Linked DNA regions of Homo sapiens: region 2 is linked to region 1. A link is a contact called in ENCODE Hi-C data. All regions are on one chromosome and are shown on one strand. Each heading gives the region's core, a stretch centred on a gene start or an enhancer-like site at or near the end of the contact. The rest is flanking DNA. Distances are from core to core; before and after follow the strand shown. Region 1 holds the start of TBX20 (T-box transcription factor 20). Region 2 has its middle 210 kb from the start of TBX20.

Region 1 (5,832 bases), core at 2,144-4,643:
GGTGGCTGCCAGGCTGTGCCCTCCGCTTGGCACCCTGCCCCGCCGTCTCGGCTCTGCTCTCGACCACGGCGCCTGCGGACGGTTGGTTAGACCTGCCGGGACCGGTCCCTGCAGCTCCCAGCTAAGGGAGCATTCGTTAGCATTCGTTAAGCGAGGGACCATTGTCCAAAAGCCGGAAACCGATTACTTCCTGGACAGTTTTGGGGGTCGACTGTCTTCTGAGTTCCGGGAGCTACAAATGAGAATTTGAAAGAGTGGTGTATATAAGGAGACATCTTCCAGTCTTCCATATAATCAAATTCCATATAAACAAACTCAGATGTATAACAAAATTTTACATTCTTAGGCGCCAAAGTTTAAACGGGATGTAAATAACAATCCAATACCCTCCTGTGGCCCCAATGCTCTTTGTACATTCCAAAACTATCTACATTATATATGAGCACCCGAGAGACATGTTTCTCCAATCGCGAATTTGCAGTTCAAAATTAAATATGATTAAAATTCTGTATTATGCTTTACTTATGTTGGGTTTATTGTGAGTGTTAGGCTTTTTATACACATTAGGGCATTAATCCAAAGAGCTATCTTCCAGGTAGGAATGAACTATTGGCCCTATTCTAACGCAGATGAAGAAACTGAAGCTTTGAGAGGTTTAGTAACCTACACAAAGTCTCCGGGCTAATGCGTGTGTTAAAGTTAACATTAAGACTTCAGCAGCTTCCGCTGCCAGCAGTCAGCCTGAGAAGGGCCTAGAGAGATGTGTTAACGTGCTTGTTTTGTTCCAACCCCCGGGTGGTTTTACCTGTTAACCTGCGCTATCAGTGGCGTTTTGAAGGGACCTCAGAACTCCCCACTCTCCGCTTTGGGAAGGCTTTGAATCATCCTTCGACAGCACCTCTCTGCCCAGAACCGGTTCCCCGTTTTTATGGCATCATATTGATTTGCAAAGGCAATAAATCTAGGAGGAGGGACGGTGTGCCCCCGATAATAATGTTGCAGCATATGTTTTACTGCCGAGGTTTCAACACCAACAAGATGCATAGCCTAGAGATCCCCAAACGGGTCACCCGGATTTGTTTAAAGTGGCCTTTTCAATACCTCTCGTTTGCCGCCTGCCTCCTAACGATCACTCATCTTTTCTTGTATAGTATTTTACCTGTAGTAGGATGCGCAGTCGGGGTTTCCTGCACACAAGAGACACAGAGCTGGGCTAAGGCCGCGTAGGCACTTGGAAAGGAGGAGGAAACAGATTTGTGGCAATTCAGTTTTTCCCTTGCTTCATCAAATTTTCTGAAAATGTTCCTCTCATGATATTATTCATATTCCAGTCAAAATCATTGAGGTAATTAAGAAAAGACACAGTTGTTTTCCTCTGTGTAGAAAAACAATCAAAAGGGTTTTTTTATGAAGTATAATTTTGCGGCAAGTTTTTGAAAACTAAATTCAGCTAACAAGGTTTGCCACACCCTGTTGAAGCATATATCAAGGTCTAGACTAACCATAACATTCCCCGACCTTCCAAAATCCCCACTTCTTGAGGGAAATCTTTCTTTCTGGACAAATCCTAAGCATTTGATATAGGAAAGGAATCAGTGTGTGCCTTCCACTCAATACAAAGAAATGTCACTTACATTGAGAAGGTGTGTCTGGGGAGAGACAGGTTGGGGCGGGGGACTTTAATAACCAAAAAAGGGGTCTGGATTGGGTCTGGGTTGTCCAAAACCAGCAAAAAATTTAAGAATAGAAACGGATCCTCAGATGCATCCTGCGGTTTAATCTGAAAGCCCTCTGCTTGCCAGCCGTCGTTAACTCTACTCTGGCTCTTCAGCTAACAGCCCAGCCACAGCTGCAGGGCCAGGGGCTGATGAGGGTCGGGGCCCGGAGTGTGAGTCCTGCCCTTCCGTCTGCTTCTAGCCGCTGAGGTGGACTGGGGGGAGATGCGCGCTCTGCCACGTCGGGCCCTGTTTTTCTCTCTCAAACGCACATGGAGACCGGCTAGAAGACAGCGTAAATTCCTTCCAGCACCAAAGTCTATGGTTTTACGAATTTCCTCAAACATTTATAAATCGACACTTCGAACTTCGATAGTGATATGAGAATGCATTTTTTAGTCACCTTCATCCAGCACCTTGTTAAAAACTATTGACACACGATGACCAAGACAGGCTGAAATCACGACTCTTCCAGATGTCATCATTTTGTTCACACAAACGTTTTCGACAGCTATTTTAACTTGCCGTTTTCCCTCACAAATTTATTTCAGGAGTAGGGGGTGGTGCAGTGAAAAGTTGGAGTTTTAAAAATTATTATTATTATTTTAATTTTAAGACCCACGAAGAGGCTTCTAATAGCCAGACCGACTGGCTGGAAAAGAGAACAAATATTTACATATACAGCTTGAGTGTGTATGTCAGCCTGAGTTTACACGGCTCCAAGCGAAGCGGATTACCCTGCGAATTCGGAGAATTTGAGTTATTCAGGCTGAGCAGGGCTAACAGGACGCCCTCCAACAAGGCCGTGGGAAGTCCTCGTCACAGCCGCCTTTGTAAAACCAGAGGGGTCTGTGTCCGCTTAGTCCGGGCGCTACCATAAGGTTCGCACTCTCCCACTACGCGTCGCGTGGTTACCGTAGAGCTCCGCGCCCTGACCTTCGCCTTCTCTTCGGCAGCCGTCCCATTTTCCAGGGTCCCTCTAGGGAAAATAGGAGCCCCAGGCTAGAGACGCACTGGTGAGGAGCAGAAGCCACGGTTCTGAGAGCAGCATCCTTTGCCAAATGCCCGCAGCTCTCGCTAAGCTTATCTTTTTCAGGGCTGCATTTGCTCAGCCCCACTGTCAAAGAGATCAAATTTGGGACCATCGAATGAGAGTCCCAGCCCTGGGATCTGCCCCGAGTATGGACCTGGCCAGTTGGCGCCGGCTCAGAGGCGCCGGATTCTACTGAGCGCTTCCCTACTTTCTTTTGGAACTTTGAGCGCAGGTAAGAAAAAGAATGGAAAAAGCGAGAACTCCCGAGGCTTCCACTGGTCTGGTCATAGCTTCCCCAACTGGGCCATGCCCGGATCTCGGGCGTTAGGCCGCGGTGATGTGTCCTCTCCCGACAGCGCGCACCGCCCTCCCGCCCGGGGCTGTGAGACCAGGTGGGGATGTCCATGGCTGCTGCGTCAGCCTAGTGGTGGCACCCTTTTCCCTGAACCTGTGCTGGGGTACCGAACAGCCGGGGCGACAGGCCACGCGGGCGCCGCACCCTGGGCGCGCCCTCCGCGCCCGGCCCGCGGCCCCGCCCCCGGCGGCGGAATCAGGAAGCGGTGACGTGAGACGGCGCTGACTGGCTGCGGGCCTCCGGGATCGCCGCCGCCAGCAAATTAAGGCGCAGGGCAGCGAGCGCCAGGGCTCACTGTCCGTAGTTCCGCGCCGCGCTCCCCACGCCAGCGTCCTAGCAGCCGCGCTCGGCTGGTGGCCACCTCAGCCTGGGACATCCCGGCTGTCCCCAGCCCCAGAGGGAGGAAGGACGCGGAGGGGATGCTCCAGGACCCCAGGACTTTGTGCAGTTGATGCTCGTTTCCGCCTTCGGGCTGTGCAGACTGTCGTCCTGCCGAGCGCCCCGGGGCGTGCGCACCCGCCGTAGTGCTCGGTGGGCCCTCTCCTCTCCGGCTGCCTTCGAAGTCTCTGCGGCTCTGGGGCTTTGCGGTGGGGAATAGAGGCCAGTGTGCAGCTCTGGAGTCGTTGGAGCTGACACTTCTGGAGTCCCTGGCCCCGCTGTGACTGCTCTCGGAAACTTTGAGCTGTGTTTCGGGTCTTTGTCTCCCTTGGGGAATCTGGACGGCAGTTCGGACGACCCCGTCCCTGGCCAGGACCGCGTGCTGGGGACCATGGAGTTCACGGCGTCCCCCAAGCCCCAACTCTCCTCTCGGGCCAACGCCTTCTCCATTGCCGCGCTCATGTCGAGCGGCGGCTCTAAGGAGAAGGAGGCGACGGAGAACACAATCAAACCCCTGGGTAAGTTGGGCTACCCGGCTGTCCGCCGAGGACTGGGGATGCTGCGCATCCGTCTGTGCCCCTGGCTGCAGGCGGCTCGCAGCAACGTCTGATGCTCAAGCCATGAGCCATACATCGCGGGTGGGAGATCTTTTTCTTTTGGGTCCAAGTTTTCTTTGGAGGCTTCAGTCTGTTGAATGCTGTGAATGTGCATCTTATATCTGGGCCCGTCGGTCTCCTAAGTTGTCTAGAATCCATATATCAGATCAGACATATGGTGTGTGTGTATGTTTGTTGGGTTAAAAACATTCATGGAAAAATAATAATAAAACCCCTTTTAAGGCTCAACAGGATTTACTGTGCATGTAACACCTGCTTGTGCGTTTGAAACGGAGACGCTAAAGGACTTCATAAGAAACCAGTTTAATTTTGGTTTTCCTCTGACTTGAATAGACAAAACAGAGCAAGCTCTTTGAAACCACTGTAAAGCAGAATAAGCCAGTTCTCCCTACACGAACCATTTTATTCACTGAAGCTCTAGACTTATCACCAAGACATCATTTTATAACTGTCGTCATTTTCAGTTGAGGTTGGCAAAAACACTAACCAGTAACCATTTCTCAAATTCCTCTACTTTTAGTTATGTTGTTTGTTTAACAACCTTTACCATTTATAGAAGACACTAGGCTAGGAGTAAAGGGAGAACAGGGATTATGTTCTTCTTAACACTAGTGAATTACATGGAAAAGAACCACCCCAAGATAAATATTTAAGAATCTCTTTACAACTGAGGGAAAAAGAAGTGTTCTCATCATTGCCTCGTGGATCCCCAGGAAATAATTGTTACACAGCCTGATCGTCTGGTATCACTACAATGTGAAAATCAGATAGCAAACTTAAGTTAATTTTTCTTTTTTAACCCTCCCCAATTTTTCCTTTCTTCTCTCTGTCCTTCCCACACTTAACATATCACATCCAAAATAATGATAACATGAAAAAAAGGAAGTGTTAGAGATCAAAAATAAGGTGTTTGGGCTTAAAGATGAGAGAAGTAAAATTCCTGTAGCTACTTGAAACCAAGGAAAAAGAAACTAGTAGATCTGTAGAAAACAGAATGTCAAAAAAAAAAAAAAATCTGTCCTCTAAGTTTTCACCCCCTTCCCCTGGTTCTTCCCACCCACCTCCCATCTAAATCTAAACCTGCCAAAGAATGGAGACAATCAATCAAACAAAATCCAATTGTTTAGAAAAATATAACTAACAATTTCAAAGTTATATTGTGCGACTTCTCAACATTATACATTGCTGTTTAGGGGCCCCTGAATTCTTTGTAAACATCTCAGCTTGTTACATAGCAGGAAAAGAGGATTCCCGACAGAAGTGTAGACAGCAAATTGGGAAACATGCCAGCCCCAGCTGCACTGTCATTTCAACATTGCTTCCTTCTCTCTTTATTTTTCTGAGAAAAGCCACCTTATATCGAAAATTCTAAATCTTGAACTTTAAAGCCATGCCCAGCTCACAACTCCAACCCTACCCCCATGCCCACACACACATATAGGCACTAGTATAAAATGCATGTCCCTCTCCTGGCTTTTGAGATGGGCTCTGAAAGAACTAGCAGGCGTTCTTGTCGCTTACACTGGCCAGTTCAACAGAGGTGACTGCAAGCCAAGGACTCTATCAAGAGAAACACCTAAAAGTTCTGTTAAGAGAGAATGTGGGACTTTTGTTGAAGCAAACTATAGAGTGGGGAGGGGGATTCCAGTGTGTCCCAGGATTGCCCTTTTAAACATACAAAGTCTATTTAAAGGAACAGCTTCAGTCTGCTGAAGCATTTCTATTTCATTTTCT
Region 2 (5,832 bases), core at 2,180-4,679, 210 kb before region 1:
CCTTCTGTCTGTCCACCTGCCCTTCCATCCATCCATCCTTCCAGGCAGCATTTATTTGATGCCTTTCTCTGCCAGACCCTTTTATGTACTGTTATCCTCACAATGCCAGAAGGATAGCCCCATTTCATTGATGAGAAAACTGAGGCTTGGGGAATTCAAAAAAATGTGCCCAAGGTCTTGTAACTTAGAGATGAAAATTTAAACTCTAAAGCCTAAGACCATTACAATGAATATTCTGCCCTGAAGAAGTTCATGATCTGATAGAGACATATTTTAGGTGCGATGACTATTAATTCATTCTAAATTTCATGTTATAAATTCTTACTGTCACTTCAGTTATTTGAAAGCTTTTGCCAAAAGCCCTTGAGGGATGACATTGTCCAGATAATGACTTGACAGCCTCAGAATGTGGACTATCCTAGTAGTAATAACATCAAAGCCTTGAAAGTGTGCCTGGCAGTGTGCTTCATGGACATATTCATTTGTGAAGCTCTCCCTGGGCTTGCCCTCTCGCACATTCCAAACGAGTCCTTAGGCTCTTGTATTTCCTTGCCTTGGGGAATTTTTGCACGCAGCACGTAAACAAAAACTGCTGGAAGTCTATGATTCCTCCTGTGTTCAGTAAATGCTTATGGCAGATTGGGTAGAGGAGGTGGAGAAAAGAGGGATTCTAAGGGTCAAAGAAGGACAAGAGAAAGCTTACCCCCATCCTGGGGAGAGGTCTCTGGTCAGTGAATGGCACAAATAGTGTGGGATCCAGTCCCACCCTATGGCAGCCCCTGGGGAGGTGGCCGGACTGTGAGAACATGGCTCTGTGGGACCCCTGGAGGCTTGTGTCTGTGCAAGACTCAAAAACATACAAGGTCCTGGATGGGAGCTGGGAAGAGGGTCGTCTCAAACATAGCTGTGAACAAATTTCCTGCCAACCCAGGAGAATAGGGCCTTACTATCAGAAGGCAGATGATTACAAAAATTGCACACTTTATTGTGCCAGCGTTTCTCCCTAAAACGCTCAGAATGAAGAATTCTTGCTACTTCTTTTTTGCTTCCTGAATCAAAGCCAAATTTCTCAGAGTGCTTTTCGGGTCCTTTCCCTCTCGCAAACTGATCTTTACTTCTAGTGGAATCCCTGCTGCCATCAGTACTTTGGACTCCATATTCCAGCCACTGGGACTTGTTGGCAGATTTCTCTGTGTTCTCTCCTGCCTCCGTGCCTTTGCACGTCCGGTTCCCTCTGCCCACTGAGCTCTTCTGTTTTCAGAAGTCTCATCTTTCAAGGCCTTGGAGGAGCCTTCCCAGACCTCCCTTCCCAGCACACCCACATGCACACACGTATGCCAATAGCAGAATTAATCATTCCCACCTTTATGCCTGGTGGCATTTTATTGTTTGATCAAAGCTAGGAATTTAGGGCTCATTTCCCCAAGTGGCTGTGAGCACCTTGAAGTCTGGTGCTGTGTCTGAGTGATCCATGGTTCCCCAGGACCTAGCACAGGGCAAGGCACACAGAAGGTGATTCAGCAAATATTTACAGGATGACTATGTTGGAGCATGAGCGAAAGGACTGGGGGCTGTGGAGTGGGTGCTCCACACTCAATGCTTGCCATGGATAGTCAGTTCTGAGCAGGGCTCTCCTCTGACCAGGACAGAGGGATGCTGTATCAAATAGCACTACTTGGCTGCGGTCCCACTGGCAGGAAAGTATTTTAATGTCTTGGTTTGATGATGATTCTGGTGTTCATTGCATTCTTTTGTTTTATACCTTTTACTGATCTTTTTTTTTTGTTTCCCCTAAACTTGAGACTTTCATAAACAAAGAAATGGGTATTAATTAGGTGCCTGGTTCGGGTTATATCACAATGCTATGATTCAGTATCATCCATCCCCATCTTAGGGATGAGTCAAGCCATGCTCAGAGAGGTTAAGTAACTTTCTCACATCCTTACTGTGAATAGGGGCCAGGTGCAAACTCAGACTTGCCTTATCCATCAGGTACCAGTGTTGATGTCTCAGTGGAAAGAAGTACCCTCAATCAGGATAATTTGAGAGGTGTTTATGCACAAAGGCACTAAATACATGCCATGGGTGGGTAGGGGGAAGCAGAGGGGGTACTGCAAGGACCTGGGGCTAGCAGCAGCAAAGGACCTAAAAAGAGAGACTTCGGGGAAGCGCACGAGCGTCCCTGCCCCAGTTCCAGCCAGCCTCCAGCAGCCTCTTGCTGTTTCTCCCTCCTATCTACTGGGATCCCCACCAGCCGGACTTGGAGGGCAGGAGCCCATGGATGAGGCCCTCAGAGGTCTGCCTCTATGGCAGAAAAAAGGTGGAGCAGGAGGAAAAATGAATCTAGAAGGACCAGCAGAAGACAGCTGCACACCAGCCCCATCTCACACAGCTAGGCAGAGCAACGTGACATGTTGGGGTCCGGACACCAAACCAGGCCCTCTGGCTACCAGGGTATGTTCTTACAGAATTCTAATGACTGTGGGCCTTTAACAGCAGGTCACGTTCCCACCCAGCATAGTTGCCACTCTGCTTGGGAGGCCTCAGTGGCTCCTGATGGTCCAAGACTGAGTGATGGAGACCAGGAGAGGGGCTGCTGCCTCCTGTTTAAAAGAGACAGGCACCATAGGAGAAGATCCAGTGGCCCTTTTGGGTCCCATGTCTTCCGAGCATGATTTTCCTTTGAGCGAGAAGAGTGGCAGGCAGCAGTCCTCAATTTTTTTTTCTCTCTCCCCACCCCCAGCTCCTCACATCCATCCCATTTGAGAAGAGAAGGGCAGCAGCGTTGTCTTTCCATCAATTTCTCTGGTACTTGATTCCCTCACCTTTTCTCCTTCTTAATCTTCCTGTGGCTCCTAAAAGGATTAATTAGAAAGATGTGAGCAGGGGTTGGAACGTCAGAAAACAATCGTCACTTTCCTATCTGACCTCTCTCACCAGCTGCAGAATTAACAAATTGAATGTTCTCAGCAGACAGGGGTGGCACATGATGCCGAGTTCATGGCGGGCCTGGCCGGGGCCTGTGCGGAGCCCCATTTAAACAACTCTTGCTGATTAAATTCCTCCCGGGCACTCCCGCCAGATGCTGTTAGAAAATACTCACATCCAAGAGGTTTTTAATTTTTTTTAAGCATGTGCCAATTATTTGCCTGCTATCTGCAGGTGCTGGCAAGCGTCACAGGCCGGCCTCGCTGTCTACACTCTTATCCACTCGGCGCCTGCCTGGGGGGCTCACGTCGTCGGGAATGGGATGCTGGGCTCTGCTAGGGGCTGTCAAAAGCTCTCCAGCCACCCTGCGTGGCTGCCTTCCCTGCCCCCAGCCCAGCCCCCAGAGCCTCACCTTCTGAAGCTCACAGCTCTCTAGAATGTTTCAAGGTGACAACACAGACCGGGTGACCTGCTGGAAGTGGGGCCCACAGGGGCAGGCATGCAATCGTGCCTGGGCCCGTGCCAGCTGCCTCTCAGCCAGGCTGTGCTTCAGACCTGAGCCAAACAGGGACATAAAATCGCCACCTCCATGAGCAGGGGGAGGGTGCTTGGCCCTTGCTCACAGGCCCCTTTAAAATATGTCCCAAAAAGCAGCCCCACTCCTGCTCCCACTTCAGCCATCTTGATTACTTTGTTTATGTCTTGCTTGATGCTTAATGAAAACCAAAGTGTTCTTAGCAGTTTTAACAAATGCCAATTAATGTCTAAAAGCAAGGGTGCAAAATATAAGCTACAGAATTTTTATCCATGCTCATATATTTTAATGAGGGTAATAGAAACATTTGACCAACAATAAACTTTGTACTGTGTTCTACGGTAACCACTGCCTCCCTTGCCCCTTCAGACCTAGGGGTGGTATCCTATTAGTACCAGCCCCCAGGACAGCACCTTCCCTTGGGGTTTCCTTTGACCCTGGCCACACCTTTGGAATTGGCTTTTTATTGGACTCTCCTTTCCTTACCTAATGTGAGTGGCCATCTCATCTCATTGAGGACAGCAGCGCTACTCAGGAATGCTTCCTGTCCATCTCATTTAGGAAGTCCTGTCTTGCCCTTTGATGACACCCAGAGCAAGTTGATGGGCATCTTTTTGGGTGCTTCCACCTTTTGGTGCTTAGGATAACTTCTTCTTGCTTCCCATTAAATGAACAAAGAACTCCCATGAGTCTCATGACACAACTAAGTCATTACAGAGATTTGCAGGAGTAATTGAAGGACCTGAACTTGTTTGTCCCAGAGAAGGGAGAACTTGGGGCAGGGGAGGAGCATAAAACCTCCCCGTGTCTGGCAGGTGCTCACATGGAAGAGGTAACACACTGAGTCCATATGTGGAGGAACCAGGAGCAATAAGAGGATAACAAAGGAAAGACACATTTCAGCTCAATATAGGGAAGGACTTTGTAACAATCGGAGCCCCACAGAGATGGAATTGATGGCCCCAGGAGGTAGAGAATTCCCCACGCTGGAGGTGTTGCAGCAGAGGACAACTGACCACTGGGTGAGAAAGGATAATGCTGGTGCCTGTATTAGACCTTTTCCAAAAATTTCTTCCCACATGAGATTTTATGATCCCTCTTTCAGAAATAGCAAGAGTCCTGTAGGGTCTTCACATTAAGAGGGCCATAGTGGTTCTAGAGGAAACCCATAAGACACGATAGGCCCACACACATGTTAGGGAGGAGAGAGAAAAAATAAACAGTTTTGTAAAGAGCAATAGGTTGGGAGAATTTAGTGTAGGGACATTGTCTTTTGTACTTTAATGGCCTAAAAACAATCACTTTGTTAGAGCCCTGTACAATTTTGTATATTTACAATGGCCATTGAGCCAGAAAAGTTAAAATTAAAATTCAATGGAATTTAAAATTTAGAGGAAGGACTTCTGCTTTAAATTGGTGTTATGATGCCTGATATGTCCCTCTTTTCCCCAGAAATGCTGGTGTAAAACTCATGTAAATACAAATAAACTGACAAACAAAAAGCAAGTACTGATATTTTTAAAAATATAAGCAAAGACCACATGTTAAATTCTAGGGAGAACTGCTATTAATTACCATACCAATAGGAAAGGATTGAGAAATAATTTTGGAGCATGCTTTCTTTAGTTAAAACTGCCAAATCCAAAAAGAGAAGATATGAAATAACCTAAATACCTTCCTGCTGATGCCCCTGTCTTCGAGACACAGGGACAAGTACTAGAAAAACAGGCTGTCTCTCTTCCAATATCTTCCAAGTTAGGTAGAGGTGCCAGAGTCCTGTCTTTCCGCAGATGTCCCCTGCCATCCCCTCCCCCTCACACCACGCCTTCAGCCCAGCTTTATCTTCATCCATCCAGAAGCCATAGTTCCCACACAGCAGAGGGGAATGGAGGAAGCACATTGCATCTTGGTTCACTTAGATACCTAAAGAGAAGCATCAGAAGCAGGGTGGAGTCAGGAAGAGCCCTGGGAACAGTTCTGGATAAGCGGTGTAATCTTTTATGTTCTAAACTGTACACAAGAGGAATAAAACCTGTATCTTATCCAAAGAACCTGATAGTTGGACCAAGGAAAATCTAACTTCAACCTAGCAGCATTACTCACAACAAAGGCCTGCATGTGTTGTACATTGAGTTAGTGGCTGATTTTTAACTGTGTACCTTCGAAGGGAAGTTCCAGGAGCTAAATACGCAATGATGGGGGCTCCTGGAAATTCCAGGCTTAAATAACAATCTTTTCTTTCAAGGATGAAGAAATAGAAAGAATCAATAAAGAGCCTACAGAAAGGTACCACAAATTATGGGAAAGTGAGACTTTACCTGATGATTCACGGCTCTAAAGTGTTATTCTAGTAGATAAAATAGAGAATT

What was found. Hi-C counts contacts between places; a loop is a spot of excess contacts on that map. Pooled maps may share reads with other maps.
Region 2: a pooled map shows a loop between it and region 1 (3-fold over the local background). The contact joins the enhancer-like site here to the promoter of TBX20 in region 1. A Hi-C loop is called at or near these places in 6 of 50 pooled maps.

Annotation. Positions count from the first base shown.
Region 1 is chr7:35,251,661-35,257,492 of GRCh38, reverse strand. TBX20 (T-box transcription factor 20) reads left to right here and starts at 3,393. Exons shown (of 8, transcript NM_001077653.2): 1 at 3,393-3,999. The coding sequence starts at 3,873. RefSeq lists enhancers at 1-209, 210-1,021, 3,896-4,472.
Region 2 is chr7:35,463,453-35,469,284 of GRCh38, reverse strand. No RefSeq gene overlaps it. Among named protein-coding and RNA genes, the nearest start is that of TBX20, 210 kb to the right of the region's middle. RefSeq lists an enhancer at 2,553-3,711. Within about 2 kb of position 3,429, at least 4 of the 41 ENCODE cell types and tissues checked have a DNase peak (open chromatin) inside an H3K27ac peak, as active enhancers do.